2 separate regions of the Mus musculus genome follow, and region 1 is linked to region 2. Evidence: chromatin loops called from intact Hi-C (ENCODE). Cell type or tissue: heart. All regions are shown on one strand. Links, peaks and the distances in the headings refer to the core of each region. The heading gives the core; the rest is flanking DNA. Region 1 holds the start of Gm50050 (a long non-coding RNA gene). Region 2 has its middle 35 kb from the start of Zfp871.

Evidence for each region. Hi-C counts contacts between places; a loop is a spot of excess contacts. Peaks named below come from ENCODE experiments on the same cell type or tissue, not always from the same donor. Only the 100,000 strongest peaks of a DNase experiment are listed, where the experiment ranks them.
Region 1: it touches region 2 in a loop (2.1-fold over the local background); 2 of 42 quality-filtered maps call a loop at or near these places.

What each region holds. Positions count from the first base shown.
Region 1 is chr17:32,863,407-32,866,222 of GRCm38, reverse strand. It overlaps Gm50050 (a long non-coding RNA gene), which reads left to right and starts at 1,346. Exons shown (of 4, transcript XR_003952261.1): 1 at 1,346-1,405; 2 at 1,602-1,779. It also overlaps the pseudogene Gm18273. In heart, for the core only: no CTCF peak of the experiment used is centred there; no DNase peak of the experiment used is centred there.
Region 2 is chr17:32,752,263-32,755,078 of GRCm38, reverse strand. No RefSeq gene overlaps it. Among named protein-coding and RNA genes, the nearest start is that of Zfp871, 35 kb to the left of the region's middle. In heart, for the core only: a CTCF peak has its summit at 1,200; no DNase peak of the experiment used is centred there; H3K4me3 peaks cover 390 bases.

The DNA.
Region 1 (2,816 bases), core at 4-2,503, 110 kb before region 2:
TAAAGGCTTTCCCCATAATGTGCACATTGTGGTGGCTTCTCTTCAATGTGAGATCTTCCATATCTTCTCCATGATAAAAAAAGAAGGTGGAAGACTTCATCATATTGCTAGCAGCTTTTCTCCAAAGGGCTTTTCTCCAGTGTGTCTGCTTCTAGTTCTAAAAGTTACATCAATTAAACAAACAAACAAAGCTTCTCTCTATTAAGCTTTGTTCAACATTTCCCACACTGCTAGCAGTCTGTTTCATGCCCATGTGGTTTGATTTCTCAGAGGTAACAAAGAGAATACATTCCAACATTACTTACAAGAATCCTTATGTGTTTCTATGAATTAGTTCATGTCTTTGCAAAGAAGATGACCTCAAACAGCCTCTCATTCATAGGGTCTTTCGCTGGTGTGGACTCTTTCATGTACTTGAGACTTCCAAAAATCGATCAAAGGCTTTTGCTTTTCCCACATTGCTTGCGTCCACAGGAATTTGCTGTAGTGTGAGTTATTTTATGTTGCTGAAGAGAGCTGTCCGAACTGAAAGCTTTCCCACATTGCAAACTCGCATAGGGCTTCTCTCCAGAGCGATTCCTTTCTTAGCTCTGTAGGGAGGAAGAAGCTAAATCCTTCCCACACTGCTCACAATTGTAGGGTTTGTCTCCAGTATGTATTCAATTGTGGAACTGAAAGGAATGGTGATTCTTTAAAGCTTTCCCACACTGCTTGTGTATGTAGAGTCTCTATACAGTGTGAAGTTTTTTTTTTTTTTTATGTCTTTTATGGCTACCAAAATGAGCAAAGGTTTTCCCACAGTGCTTATACACATAGGACTTCTCATCAGTGTGAATTCTTTCATGTGCTCTCAGGAAACCAGAACATGTGAAACCTTTCCCACATGGCTTACAAGTATAGGGATTCACACCACTGTGAGATATTTTATGTTTCTAAAATTGATTCCAAAATGAGAAGGCACTCCCACACTGCTTACCTACGTAACTTTTTTTTTCCAGTATGAATTTGTTCGTGTATATGAAGGTACTGAGAAGCAGTGAAGGCTTTCCCACATTGCTTACACACACTGGGTTTCTCTCCAGTGTGACTTCTTCTATGAATCTGAAAGTAAGCAGAATAAAGAAAATCTCTCCCATACTGCTCACCCACATAGGGTTTCTCACCAGTATGAATTTTTGTGTGTTTTCGAGGTAAGCAGAACGAGAAAAAAATTTTCCCACAGTGATTACAAAAAAAAAAAAGTCTTCTCACAATCTGGAGTCATCTTATGTCTTAAAAGATTATCTAAGCGAACAAAGCCTTTACCACACAGTTCACATACATAGGGCTTCTTAACGCTGTGACTCTTCTCATGCCTTTGTAAAGGACTGGGATGCGTGAGGCCTTTCCCAAACAGCTTTTGAACGTAAGATTTTTTTTGCAGGGTGATGTTCTTTATTTCCTTGACCAGATTGGAGTAAAAGGTCCTCACAGTCCTTATTTTTAGAAGGTTTCTTTCCACTGTGAGCACTTTTATGCATCTGAAGGGACAGAGGATATGTGAAGCTGCTCCCAAACTCCTTATGTTTATACAACTTATAGTCACTGAATTTCTCCGCCAGGTGGCTGCTGCAAAACAAAAGAAGCGAGCATGCCTGAGACAGTGGTTACTAACCACTGAACACGGGAATGAATGCTGGTCTCATGCTGGGAAACAGTTTGTAACGTGTTCAGACTGCATGCTTTCCAAGTCTCCTGAGGACAGCGCGACTAGAAACAGTGCGATTCATGTATGGTGAGGTAAGTCTCTTTGAGAACACTAAACATTCACATAGCATTTCAACACAGATTTCAATCCACAATCTTATGCATACTTGGATATGTAATGATATCAACGCAAATTATGGTCTTTTTTGTCTTCTTGTTACTGTGTTTGTTTCTGGTTTTATTTGTTTGTCTGTTTGAAACAGCATTTTACTGCATACCCCTGACTGTCCTGAAAATTACTCTGTAGATCAGGCTGGCCTCTCTTACACAGAGATCCACCTGCTTCTGCCTGCTGAGTGCTGAGATTAAAGGTGTGCGCCTCTACCACTACCACTACCACTACCACTGAGTCAATCTTCTGCTTGAATACATGCATATCCAAGAAGTAAATTGACAGTCCCAATTAGGACAGTTAGGAATTTCTATTTTCTTATCATGATCAACCTGTCCCCATGACTTGTGGATAAATCAATATAACATTGAGTTTTGTAAGTGTGTTCATTTACTGTGTTTGTGGGTGCACACGTATACTACGGTACATGGGAGATGTGCAGGACAGCTTTCAGAAGTACTGTTTCCTTCCATGTCAATGAAGCAGGCTTTCTGTGAGAAGTGCTGGGATTACAGATATGTCCTGTTTTATGTGGATTTGGGGAACTGAACTCAGACCATTGTGATTACATGGCCAGCACTATGGCTGGCTGGGCAATCTTTTTACTTCCTTTGTTATCATTCTGAAAGGATGAGGTATGTCCTGAAGAGTTTTCTGTTAAATAGACACAACGTGGAGTCATCTGGGAAAAAAAAAAAAAAAACACAGTCTGAGCTGAGAAAATGTTTCCATCAGATCATCTTTAGGCAAATCTGTGGGGGACATTTTTGTTATTAACCATCAATGTGAGAGGGACCAGCCACCTAGTGGGTAGTGTCACCCCTGGGCATCAGGTGGTCCTGATTATATAAGAAAGCTGGCTGAGCAAGCCCTGAAGAGCAAGTCAGTAAGCAATTTCCTCCACGGGTCTCAGTCCCAGTTCTCTGGGCCCTTGCCTGCCTTCAATTCTTGCTTTGGC
Region 2 (2,816 bases), core at 28-2,527:
TGGTTTTCTCATATGGAATCTAAACATTCAACAAGTAAGAGTTAGGAAAGTCTAAGAAGTGAGTCCAATAAAAGCAAACCTATGAGAGCAGGCCATGTTTTATACAGGACAGACGTTAATCGTGCATCCTGGGCCGCTACTGTCCAATCCTTCCCTATCCCAGAGACACAGATGAGAATAGAAAGGATTTTGATTTTTAGTTTTAATTTTTGCTTTCCTCCTTGCTATATAAGGAAGGAGTAGATATTTATTCCTGTTACATCTTCCAAAGGAAGGGTTCCTGGACCAGGAGGATGGGGAAGAGGCTTATCGATCCATCATCCTTCCTTTCACACCATTTTCAAGCTAAGGGTCTGCACGGGACAGTGGCGAGTGTTCTGCATGAACGTGAGAACTTCTGCACACTCAGAGAACGTATCATTGGCAAACATGGACTTGCAGTCTGGAGCAAAAACTACATTTGTGAAGCATGGCCACTTAGAAATTTCTAGATACTGAAGCAAGGAAGTATACCCTTCACCCAGTCTTGTGGGCTAAGTCAGACCTTGTTTGCCACAGTCGGCTAGCCCACCTAGGGAGGAGTCTTTTGACCTGTTGTCTATTGTCCTGCCACATCTGCAGCTTCCTGCAAGAAGCCACTGTCTGCTGAACAGCTGAGCCTGTCTTCCTGACGAGATCCTGGCATAGTCAGGGATGGGATTTCCCCCTTTAAATTCAGACCCTACAATTAAACATTGAGCCTTGATCAGAAAAAAAAAATAGAGACTATGCCGCACCCTCTTCACTGTGGCCCTATTATTTTAATAAGCAGGAAGCAATTGCTGCTGGGAAGTCAGGACAGGTTTTGTGAGTGAACGAATGCTTTTCCTTTTGGCTGACTGAGAACTTTGTGCACAGAATCTGTAATCTGGTCTCGGCCCTGCCAGTTTGGGGATGGGTATCCTCCACGGGTGAGTTGCTGCACTATGGAGGGGCGGTGGATGGGGTGTATGTGTGGTTGTTTCGCACTGTATAAACTGTCCAACTAGAAATTTGGGCCTTAGGAGATAGTCACTGCAAAACACTGAGATGCCACGTTCTGTATTTGTCGTATTAAATGCCTGGGTCTGGAAGAAAGATTCCAGGTTTTGCCCCGCTGTGTCTGGGTTACGTCCACCGGCTGCTGGAGTCAGAGGAGGACTAGGACACCTGGCGGCTGAAAATAGTGGCTACTGCTGGGAGTCCTAAGTGTGAGGGGGAGGCTGCTGCAACCAAGGGAGCAGTGGAGGAGTAACTTCCCCTGGAAGCAGTAGTTTGGCCCCCCGCTGGGTCGCGCTGTTCTGCCCTTGCAGAGCTTAGTGCGTCAGGCTCTGTGGACATTCATCAGCCCATGTCTCTGCTATCTGGGCGGTGGTGGTGGAGGGTGGTGAGGAGATTCACACTCGGGTTGGGAGTTCATGCACAGGAAATTTAGTGATCCGGGGTCGTGAACGTTTTATGTAAGACTGGTAGATGGAATGATGAGTAAGTTCTCAGTATGGCTGTTTTGTGGCCAGATTTTGTTTGCAAGCCAGCAGATGGTAATCAAAGATGATTTTGTAACAGTCTATCTGATCACTTATATTTACTGACAAATTGCATATTAATGTCTCACACAATTAATTATATGCAACCATGCTGGTCACAGAATGGCTAAGAAACGGTTAAATGACTAACTGGTAAGAGGCATGAAGTCTGAGGCAGACAGCTGAAACTGGAGCAAGGAAAAGTAGGGGTGGTGGTGGCAGGTCTTACCAGGGCAGGTGCAGAGGTGGCAAATGTATGTGAGACTAGGCTGTGAGTTTGAAGGGCACTGAGTGTCCCGGGCAGGACTGAAGAGTCCTTCCCTGTGGTAAGTTTCTGTGCTTTTAACCAGAGATCACTCAGTGTGCCTGCCACACTTTGGGCCTTATAGACACAGGCAAAGGATTGCACCTCATGTGGTTGATAAGCTCGCCTGGCTGGAATTTCTGATATGACCTTATTTATTTTCGGATATTATTTGTTGCTATAAGTAGTTGTTGAGTTTATATCTCCCCGTGTACTGCCAGAGGGTGGATGCTCATTTGTGTAAGCAAGATACAAGGTTTATCTTTCTTGGCACATGTTCTAAAATGAAGTAAAGCAGTTTAAGAGTGTTGCTTAATCAAAGGAGCTGTTAATTCTCAGCTGGGCACAACCAAGCTGATACTTCCTCCAGCGCAGAGTAACTCAGAGCAGTCGTCCTGTCTTCCTCACCTGCTATGAGCCTCACAGTCCGAAGAGAAGCTTTCGAAACACTGTCCCTGTGCCCTTACCACAGTGATTCGTAGGACTAGCAACAATTACCTGAATTTCCAGCATTGCTAAACTAATAGTAAATGGACATGCGCGGGGGGGGGGGGGGGGGGACTCGTGTTGATCTTCGTCATCATTGCTGTTGCTCTTGGGCTGTTTTTAGATGTTTTACTTCTATTTAAAAGACAGAGGATGTAGTTCTGGTGGTCCTGGAACTCTGCCTGCCTCAGCTTCACCAAGTGGGCTGCAATGCCTGGATTTAGATATTGCATTAAAATACAAAATCATTAAAATACAAAAAGAGGTAGGCCATGACTGTGTGTTGCAGTAAAGGAAAGGTCAAGTGTTAGGTCCACAAAACTCCCTAGCGCTATGTTATGGGAGAAACCGAGGTGTTTTCCCTCTCTCTCTCTCTCTCTCTCTCTCTCTCTCTCTCTCCCTCTCCCTCTCCCTCTCCCTCTCTCTCTCTCTCTCTCCTGTCATTATTAAGAAAAGATTATTTTGGGCTGGAGAGATGGCTC